2 separate regions of the Homo sapiens genome follow, and region 1 is linked to region 2. A link is a loop called in an ENCODE intact Hi-C map of the cell type or tissue named here. Cell type or tissue: HepG2. All regions are shown on one strand. Each heading gives the region's core, and the rest is flanking DNA. Links, peaks and the distances in the headings are about the cores only.

What was found. Hi-C counts contacts between places; a loop is a spot of excess contacts. Peaks named below come from ENCODE experiments on the same cell type or tissue, not always from the same donor. Only the 100,000 strongest peaks of a DNase experiment are listed, where the experiment ranks them.
Region 1: a loop joins it to region 2, with 4 times the contacts of the local background. A loop is called at or near these places in 6 of 110 quality-filtered maps.

What each region holds. Positions count from the first base shown.
Region 1 is chr10:115,127,081-115,132,611 of GRCh38, forward strand. It overlaps ATRNL1 (attractin like 1), which reads left to right. Exons shown (of 29, transcript NM_207303.4): 4 at 513-641; 5 at 2,247-2,455. Among named protein-coding and RNA genes, the nearest start is that of ATRNL1, 36 kb to the left of the region's middle. In HepG2, for the core only: a CTCF peak has its summit at 2,876 (motif pointing left); no DNase peak of the experiment used is centred there.
Region 2 is chr10:114,716,479-114,722,009 of GRCh38, forward strand. It overlaps a transcript of ABLIM1 not described here. Among named protein-coding and RNA genes, the nearest start is that of ABLIM1, 61 kb to the left of the region's middle. In HepG2, for the core only: no CTCF peak of the experiment used is centred there; a DNase peak (open chromatin) is centred at 2,963.

The sequences.
Region 1 (5,531 bases), core at 386-5,385, 410 kb after region 2:
AGTAAATATTTTAAATCACCTAGATAAATGTATTGGAAATGTACAGCTATAACTAGAATGTAATTGTAATTGCTTAACTGATGTAGAGTGTCTTCCAGCTTCATCGGATTTTTAAACCAATCAGAATGAGTAAAGGTACAGGGTTTTATTAGAGTAGCAAGGTGACTTTAAGTGAAGTTTTATATGAATTAAGTGGAAGACTACCCTGTAGTATTATGACAGGATGGATAGCAGGACAAAAAGGAGAAATGAGACATTGCCTTACAAATAGTGATAAGAAAAAAAATGGGGTACAGTGGCATGAGAGTAGATTTTAGTGTATTGGCAGCAGTAGTAGAACTAATTTAGTGAGAAATGGATAGGGACTTCTTTTAGATGTATTCTCCTTTTAGTTGCCCATTCTGACGTACAAGCATTACTGATCCTGGTAAGAATATTTCTGAGTAAATTTTATGTGCTTAACAGTCTTATGTATATCTATACATACAATATTCAGTTTTGTTCTCTTTTAGTGGTTTGATAGTCCCTGAAATAAGGGGCAATGAAACTGTGCCTGAAGTTGTTACTACATCTGGCTATGCACTGTTACATTTTTTTAGTGATGCTGCGTATAATCTAACTGGTTTCAACATTTTCTATTCGTAAGTATTTTTTAAAAATTCCTTCTTTTAATGATTCTTGTAATTTAATGTAAAAGAGGTTTTTTTTGTTTATTTTTATTAATGTCTTGTATACCAGAAGCAGGCTACCGTGTTAAATTTCAAATTAGTAGGCAGGATCCCTTCTTAAGTGACATAAAATCTTAATAATATGCCACAAAACGTGATCTAAACCTATAAGTTTGGTTGAAAATTAATTATGAAATTGACAATTGTTTTTTGGCAAGTGATTAAGTAAACAAGTACTAGTGTAGCTTTACTGGTAGCAACAGATGTGGTGAGACTGCAGGGAGTTGTGAACTGCCTTTCAGTGCTCTAAGGTATATCACTTGTAATTTGAAGAGGATTATGGGAGCTAAGTTTTTGTAGTCCCTATTGCAGAGACTGTACTGAAAGCTATGCATACATTATGTCATTTAATTACCTTCAATTCTGTCAAGTGGGTATATTTCCCATTGACACATGAGGAAATTGTGGCTTAAGAGTTAAGTGGCTATACCACTATCTCCTCTAAAATAAGAAAAGTAATATTCATTGAGAATCTATTATATGCCTGATACTTTATATACATTTTTATATCTAGAAGACTGAGGGTGAAGTAATGAGAGATGCTTTCACAGGAATGGCTAGAGAGGAAGTCTATATATTATTTTTTTCTTTTCTTCAGAATGTAGAAATTGGTAACCAGAGAATTTTTCACCAGAAATATTATAAATATCCTTGAATCAGCAATTTATTATGGAATTTATTTATCCTACAACGTATCCAAGTATGTATGCAAGGGAGAACAAATATATAGTAGAATATAATCACATGGTGGCTCACGCCTGTAATCCCAGCACTTTGGGAGGCCGAGGCGGGCAGATCACGAGGTCAGGAGATCAAGACCATCTTGGCTAACACGGTGAAACCCTGTCTCTACTAAAAATACAAAAAAATTAGCCAGGCATGGTGGCGGGCGCCTGTAGTCCCAGCTACTCGGGAGGCTGAGGCAGGAGAATGGTGTGAACCTGGGAGGCGGAGCTTTCAGTGAGCCGAGATCGCACCACTGCATTCCAGCCTGGGCGACAGAGCGAGACTGTGTCTCAAAAAAAAAAAAAAAAAAGAGTCTTAAAGCTAAATATGATAAACATACCTTTTCTTCAATAACAGTGTATGGGTGATAGCATGCTCTTTTATATTATACAACCAAGTTATATCTTGACTTCTCATATAGTTTTGAATTTTCATGAATTTAATTTTTTTCTGTAAAATATACAATCAAAACATTGAGTACTTAAGTCTTTACAAAACATTTTGCCTGGAACCGTACAGATCCTGCAGATGTTGAGCATGTAGTCGTTAGACATTTGGAGTCTTGGTATCAAAGTAAATCTGTTGAATAAAATAAGACCAACTGCAAATAAATACTAACAATTTCATAAGAGTAAGAGGGTACAGAGTAAAGAATTAAAACTACATTGTGAAATTCTGTTACATTTATAAGCACATAGGACACAGTATAAAAATTATAAAGTTTATGATGTATCAACCAAAATTCTTTTTCAATTACCTTGAATCTGAATATATATGAATTATATTTTACAGAATCAATTCTTGTCCTAACAATTGCTCTGGTCATGGGAAGTGTACAACTAGTGTCTCTGTTCCAAGTCAAGTATATTGTGAATGTGATAAATACTGGAAGGGTGAAGCTTGTGATATTCCTTACTGTAAAGCCAATTGCGGCAGTCCAGATCACGGTTACTGTGACCTGACTGGAGAAAAATTATGTGTCTGCAATGATAGTTGGCAAGGTAAGCATGTGTGGTGTGATGGCTTTTGAAACATTGATTCATATATGTAATAGATTAATACAAATTCCACACGTTTGTTTCGTTATAGTTTGCACACCCAAGCCTTATATATTTACTTTTATTTTTAGAATGTTCAGATTAATAATCAACTTCTTAATAATTTTTTTGTCACAAATAGAATTAATTGGCAAAGATTTTGTCTCCATACTACTTTGAAGATCAAATGAAGTTATATATGAAACTGAATTGTTAGGTGTGTGATAATTATGGTCTTCTGTAATTTGTTGTTGAATCTCCCCAAATTTGGTGACTTCACTGAATTTAATGTGGTGCATTCAAATTTGATTTATAAGGGTAATATAAATAGTATACTACAAAAATAAATGTTCAAAGGGACTGCAGTATATGAAACTTATTTCTTAGGAAAGGCTGACATCTTGTGGCTATTTTAAAAAGAACTAGACTATTTTTAAAAGTATTTTAGCTGCCTATTGCAGAAGTCAGATACCTAGGAAAGAATTTCTAAGTAATTTTTATAAATATCTATCATCAAAGATTAAGTTTAGACTACAGTGAAGAATGTTGGCTTATTTATCTGTATATAAAATAATAAATATTGTCATTATGAAATTAAGAGATATGCTTATACATATACCTACCCACCTAGAGCTTACTTTTTGCTAGTTACATTTACCTATGAAGAGCTTCCTTTGTGCCAACATATTAATCCTGTTGAAATAGGGAAATTTGACTCAATAATTACATAACCTGAAGTACTTGATTATGTATTATTATAACACAGTGTAATAAATAGTAGCAATAGTTCCCAAGTTAAAAACCAAAGAGAACATACTCTTCATGAAGTTGTATTCATTATTCCTGAGATGACCTTTTCAAAAAAGTGTTGTTGGGTATGTTGAGTACTTACTTAGAGGAATTATTTTAGGCTTTGTGTAAATTATGCCTGTCTTAAGCTCATGTTAGCTCATTAAAAAATATTAGGTATGTCAACTGCACAAAAGATCTATGATTTCTTATTAAATCGAATTTGGTTACCAATTGCAATTATGTCAGATGCAAATTTCTAAATGTTTTGTAATTACAGGGACATGTATTTTAAGTGACTCTTTTAATCATTTATGACTTTTCTTCCCCCCAAAAGTGCCTTGAGATGTAATTTTATTTTCATTTCTGTCGTGAAACTAAAATAACTGTCTTTTCTATAGAGACAGTGGTGTATCCATATTATATTTGATTTAAGGCCTGAGAAATAGAAATATAGCTCATATACACAGTATTTTTCAAACTGGTCTTCAATTGCTATTAGTCTCCACCTCATTTCAGCAGTCTTAAAAGCAAATGAGGAATACATTTGTATAACATTCTCTGTGAACAACTCTGCCCCTTTTCTGTTTTTTACTTACTTTCATTAGTCCTTCTTTGAAATGCTTTATTTTGTGTAAGTCTTGTAATATAGATCTGATTCAAAGTATTAAGAATTTTTTTCTGGCCTTTGTTTTTTGGCCTTTTCATATCCTATTATTCTCATCTGTAATGTCCCAAATCATAAGAATTCCTGAATCTAATATGTCTATAAGCAAATGGAAATGAGGAAGCAAATACTGGGTATGTTCACTTTTAAAGCAAAGTTATATTATCAGTAGTCTAAGAACTACTTGTCTGTGTGTGTGTATGTGTGTGTGTATGCATATATACACATATATTTATAACTACATATATATTTTATATGGAGAATAGTGTGAAAGTGCTTTGTAAATTATAAAACGCAGAAATAAGACAATTTTATACCATTTTCTTAATAATTAAGGAAATGATTTCTGAATTGATATGTTTGAAGGAGGCCTTGTAAATGAGATAATATGGTGTTTTCAAGACAAATTATGTGCAGACTGGTTACTTTGTGCCTCAAACTGATCCTGATTCTGTATTTAAGGAAGCATAGCTCCAAAGAAGGTAGGATTGTGAGCAAACTCATTTAGGGGAAAATGATGTTTTTATTTCAGATATATATAGAATGGGAAGGAATCAGTGAGGTAAGAAGAGGAGATAGATTTGCTTCTAGGACAAATGGGGAATGATCAAAGAATGAGAGACATGTGAAAATGCGGACTGCCGAGGCAATCTTTATGAGGTTCAAAATCTGGTAGTTTTATACAAGGTGTTATTTGGAACTGGATTATTTAGGTTAGAGTAACAGATTGTTGTTACCTCCATTATATTTTATCCTTTGTTGTTGCTTGACTACTTATTCTGTTTGGCTGTATGCCTAATGTATATTTTTTAAAAATGAGTGTTACCCTCTAGAAACTTGGGTTTTATTAAGATAACACAGAGGAAAAACCTAGCTTTATATTAAGTCCTTTTTTTATTTTTATTTTTATTTTTTTATTATACTTTAAGTTCTAGGGCACATGTGCACAACGTGCAGGTTTGTTACATATGTATACATGTGCCATGTTGGGGTGCTGCACCCATTAACACGTCACTTACATTAGGTGTATCTCCTAATTCTATCCCTCCCCCCTCCCCACACCCCACAACAGGCCCCAGTGTGGGATGTTCCCCTTCCTGTGTCCAAGTGTTCTCATTGTTCAATTCCCACCTATAAGTGAGAACACGCGGTGTTTGGTTTTTTGTCCTTGCGATAGTTTGCTGAGAATGATGGTTTCCAGCGTCATCCATGTCCCTACAAAGGACATGAACTCATCATTTTTTATGGCTGTATAGTATTCCATGGTGTATTTGTGCCACATTTTCTTAATCCAGTCTATCATTGATGGACATTTGGGTTGGTTCCAAGTCTTTGCTATTGTGAATAGTGCCGCAATAAACATATGTGTGCATGTGTCTTTATAGCAGCATGATTTATAATCCTTTGGGTATATACCCAGTAATGGGATGGCTGGGTCAAATGGTATTTCTAGTTCTAGATCCTTGAGGAATTGCCACACTGTCTTCCACAATGGTTGAACTAGTTTACAGTCCCACCAACAGTGTAAAAGTGTTCCTATTTCTCCACATTCTCTCCAGCACCTGTTGTTTCCTGAGTTTTTAA
Region 2 (5,531 bases), core at 230-5,229:
ACGAGTGTTAAGGTAGAACTTTTCCTCTGATTTGTCTTATGTGGGGACCACTATCTCCTGAACTTACAACGGATGTTTTCTTAAGGGTAGTAAGTTTTCTTCCACTTGATATACTTCATCTGAACACACATGCTAACTGTTAAGATCAGTACACTTTTCAAGTTAGAATCATCTGGTCTAAATAATACCACCAAAGATTTGGGAATCTGAGGCAAAAGTGAGTCCTTTAAAACTCCAAGAACAAACAACACTCTACTTGAGAGGTTTCGTGCAGGTCTTCAATATTGAGTTCATGCTAGCTGCTTCTGCAGATGCCAATTATGTATAAATTTTACTATAATTGCTTGCACTGCCTGGAACTGTTAAAAAAAAAAAAAAAAAAAGCAGAAGAGCAGGAAAACACAGGAGAAACAGTTAGCTCCATTAATGAGAGCTGCCACATGAACACAGAGCTGACATGGAACTTATATTTACCATAAAGTCAAGTGTACATGTGTGCCAAATTTCTGCTCAGATCACTGCCCTAAGTCCATCCCACTGATGCCAAAGCATCATGGTATCTCATTCATTCATTCATTCATTCATTCAACCAATGTCTACTGAGCCCCTAGTACTGCCTGGGGCTGGGGAACCTACAGCAAATAAGACAGGCCTCCTCTGTGAATGATTCACCAGTGAAGTAATTTTACCATTATCATTTTTTAGGAGCAAGTGAACTGCTCTGTGCTGATGTCTTTGCTTCTACTCGTGGGAAGAAATTCTGAGAATCTTACAGCTGGACGGAAAGTCTATGGTCTTAGGAAATATTTCAGCATTATAATAAATTACTTGTGGTCATTCCTGTCTATCACCCAAATACAAAAACAATAAGACTGAAATCATGTAGGGAGAACACTGGACTAACCTGTCAGCTAGGATTCTTCAATTGCAGCACTTTTGACATTTGGGGCTGGATAATATCTTGTTTTGGGGTGCTATCATGCACATTGTAGGGTCTTTAGCAACATCCCTGGGCCTCTACCTAGTAGATGCCAGTAGCACCCCTCTCCCAGTTGTGATAAAAACATCTTCAGTCATTGTCAAATGTCCCCTGAGGGGACAAAACTGCCTCCAAATAAGTAAATAGGTGAAAGTACTCATTGAAATAGATGATCAGCAGGGCACAGTGGCTCATGCCTGTAATCCCAGCACTTTGGGAGGCTGAAGCGGGTGGATCACGTGAGCCCAGGAGTTCAAGATCAGCCTGGGTAACATGGCAAAACCCTGTCTCTACAAAAAATAAAAAATAGTCAGGCATGGTGGTGCACACCTATAGTCCCAGCTACTCAAGAGGCTGAGGCAGGAGGATCGCTTAAGCCTGGGAGGTTGAGGCTGCCATCAGCCATGTTGCATCATGGCACTCCAGCCTGGGTGACAGAGAAAGACCCTGTCAAAAGGAGAGGAGAGAAGGGGGGGAAGGGGAGGGGAGGGGAGGGGGAAAGAGAGAAAGAAGGGAAAGAGAAAGAAAGAAAGAAAGGAAGGAAGGAAGGAAGGAAGGAAGGAAGGAAGGAAGGAGAAAGAGAAAGAGAAAGAAAGAAAGAAAGAAAGGAAGAAAGGAAGGAAGGAAGGAAGGAAGGAAAAGAAAAAGAAAAAGAAAGAAAGAAAAAGAAAGAAAAGAAAGAAAGAAAGAGAAAAAAAGAAAAAGAAAGAAAGGCAGGCACTAATGCCTCTTTAAGCTAGGATTCTGTAATATTAAAAATGGCAGGTAACTAACTAGATGGTGGAAAAATAAGTATGTAGAGTGTCCCTTCAAATAAAACTTCCAAACTATCAGCAGCCAGCCCCAAAGAGTTAAGTGATTTACTGCTCTCTCCATAGCCCACCCACCCCCACACACACGTTTTCTCTACTGTATAGTAGTAAGCCCAATACATAAACACCTTCCTAATCACCTGCTGTATATTCTGAAAAGAATCATATGTGGTTCCATTTTGTTCAAAAATTTTCCTTCTCCAAAAACTATTGGTAATGAGGACAAAGAATAGAGCATTCTCTCCTGATTCAGGCGGGGTGATTAATTACCTCTGTAGAACAGCAATGCAGCAGCTGTGTCTGCCAAGTGTCCCTGGGACCCATAATTAACCCAGAAGGTCTTCCGGGGGGAATCAGACTAGAAGCCAAAGGAATATAATTAAATCCCTTGCAGTTTTAAAGGTGCTCAAGTCCTAGATTCTTAAACAAATTCATTTTTTGCATTGAACCAACAATGCTCCCATTTTTGCCCAAGACCTTCCAAATAATCTGGCTTCGTATCACTCAATATTAATTTAATATAAATTCCACAACAACAACAAAAAGCAAGGTGCAGAAGAGTATGTATGGTTGCTTTCATGTATGAAATGAATAAGATAAATATGCGTATACATGTGGGAAAAGTTACTAGAAGGTTTCCGAAACCAAAGAAACTATTAACAGTGGCTACCTCCAGGAGTATAAGTGGGGCCTATAGTCAGAGGATGCCCTCATTGAAGAGTCTTTTATGCAGTTTGATTTTTGTTCATGTATGTACGTTATTATATAATAATGACCAACCGTCATAGGGTAAACCTGGCAAGAATGGCCTGGGTTACAGTGAAAAGTAGGGAGGATAATGTGAAGCCAATGGATTAAAAACAAAACCAAACAAAAAAAACACCATTGATCTCTCTGCCTTAAATGATAAAATTAATATTGGCTATAGTTTCATAAGAGTCTGAAAATTAAATATCTAAGATTTCTCTGTAAAATGTGAAATAAGCATTTTTTGACTGCCTGCTGTGGCCAAGATACTGTCCTAGTCCTAGGCAGTTTACACAGATGATCTCAGCTGAATTTTGAACAGCCCTGAGAAGGAGGATCTCTATTCACCTACGAACTGAAGGACCTTGTCCAGGGTTACTTAGTTGTTTAAACAGCCACACAAAGGCTTGGGCTGGATGCCAAATCCTATCCTTACACTTCACCACATTTCCAGAGTGCTAGGTGAAAGTACGCTATCAAGGTCACTGACCTCACCCTCTTCAGAATATTTGGGAAAGATTCGTGACCTTTGGATGGCTGGTGTCAGGCATACACTATACAGTTCTAGATATTGCAGTTATAAGGGCATCTCTCTCTGTGCCCAGGTTTAGATGTCACACAGCTGACCTTAGGAAACAGAAAGGCTGATGTCTGTGCTTTGCTGGATGATCCCAGCAGCTTTGTGCTGGGTGTTCTGGCTGAAGTCAGGCTCCCTGCTTTAGCATTCTGGTGGCCTCTGTGAAAAATCCCGTCTTCCCAGGGCTAATTAAACATTTTCAGAATCCCCTCTCTTTAATCAAATATGCCTGCCTTTTCCTCCATTCCTTCAGAATAATTCTCAATAATTTATCTTATAAAACTAAGCCATGAAGAAGTGTCTATGAGCATAAACAATCCAATTAACCTTTCTTAAGAAAATGTGTGCCACAGTGGTTTGCTGCACTTATCAACCCATCACCTAGGTATTAAGCCCAGCATGTATTAGCTATTTTTCCTGATGCTCTCCCTTCCCTCACCCCATGACAGGCCCCAGTGTGTGTTGTTTCCCTCCCTGTGTCCCTGTGCTCTCATTTTTCAGCTCCCATTTATAAGTGAAAACATGCGGTATTTGGTTTTCTGTTCCTGCATCAGTTTGCTAAGGATAATGGCTTCCAGCTCTATCCATGTCCCTGCAAATGACATGATCTCATTCCTTTTTATGGCTGCATAGTATTCCATAGTGTATATGTACCACATTTTCTTTATCCAGTCTATCATTGATGGGCACTTGGGTTGATTCCATGTCTTTGCTATTGTGGATAGTGTTGCTATGAACATACATGTACATGTATCTTTATAACAGAATGATTTATATTCCTTTGGGTATTTATCCAGTAATGGGATTGTTGAGTCAAATGGTATTTCTGGTTCTAGGTCTTTGAGGAATCACCACACTGTCTTCCACAATGGTTGAACTAATTTACTTTCCCAACAACAGTGTAAAAGAGTTCCTATTTCTCAGCAGCCTCGCCAGCATCTGTTGGAGAAACATATTTTCACAGGACCCCTAGGAGATCCACAGGCTGCTTCAGCCAATGAGAAAACACAGAGAGAGATCTTTGGGAAGGAATGACTTCCAGTATCCTTTGAATCATAATCCTGAAACCTCCTTGTTGACGATTTTTAGCCTGGATCAACTATGGGAGTAACAAGACAGGGAAAAATGCATTGAAATAAAAAAAAAAAGCAAGCATAAAAACAATCTTAAAGAAGACAACCAAACCTGGTTTCTGCACAACATGAACCACCAAACACGGTCCTTATGTTCAATGTCAGACATTTGCCTGCCACTTACTTTCAGTCTTCACCACTCCAACTGTGCAAATAAACAAGCAAGAATAACTACTGGTGTCTAAATAAAGAAGTTATTCCCAGCAGTGGCTTAGAACCAAACCCAGAAGGTCTGAGACCCCAGTCCCTACTTTGCTCTCAAAGATCCTAAGCCAGGGTCAGCACACCTGGTAAATCTGGCTAACATCAAATGTCACTGATTACTACATAAACGCCTGACCTGGAAACTAGTTGGCACTTGTGCTCAGTTGAGATAAGGAGGGCTGCCACACTATTAATAGATTGAGTAGCTTTACAAAGTCTGGTTTGGTGGCACTGGAGGATTAACTGTGTTTTTTTTCCAAACACGTTACTGGCGTGATCCCTTTGGGGGCAGCTTCCCTAGTTAGCAGTAACTCCCTGACAGGTGAGCTTCACCTCTGGGAGTGGAGGCAGCACAAGGAAATCTTGGCCTCAGGATTTCACAGCTCGTGGGTGATGGCTTATGGACTCAGCCTGGCCAGCAGGACCCCATTGAGCATGTATGTCTAAGGAGGTGCCCAGGTGATCGCTCCCTGCTGTTCCCAGACATATCAGTCTGGAGGGGCATCCTTGGTGAATGGCCAAGCAGGCCCTGAGAATAGCTAAATGCCCTGAGCAGATAATTTTTTTTTTTGAGACAGTCTCCCTCTGTCACACAGGCTGGGGTGCAGTGGCAGGATCTCGGCTCACTGCAACCTCTGCCTCCCAGGTTCAAATGATTCTCCTGCCTCAGCCTCCCGAGTAGCTGAGATTACAGGCATGCACCACTACGTCTGGCTAATTTTTGTATTTTTAGTAGAGACGGGGTTTCACCATGTTGGCCCTTGAACTCCTGGTCTTGAACTCCCGACCTCAGGTAATCCACCTGCCTCAGCCTCCCAAAGTGCTGGGATTACAGGAATGAGCTACCACGCCCGGCCAAGCAGATAATTTTTAAGCCTTATAATCAAAGTTCCATGTTGGATTAGTCTGTTGTTGCCCTGCTGTAAAGAAATACCTGAAAGGCTTTTTTTGGGCACCAGTGGGATTCCTATAAGCAAAGGCTTGGGGAAAAAGAAACACCAGGAAAACAAATTTTCTTCCTCACCTTGTCCCTTAAAATGTGTGCATGTATGTGTGTTTGCATGTGTATATGTGAATAT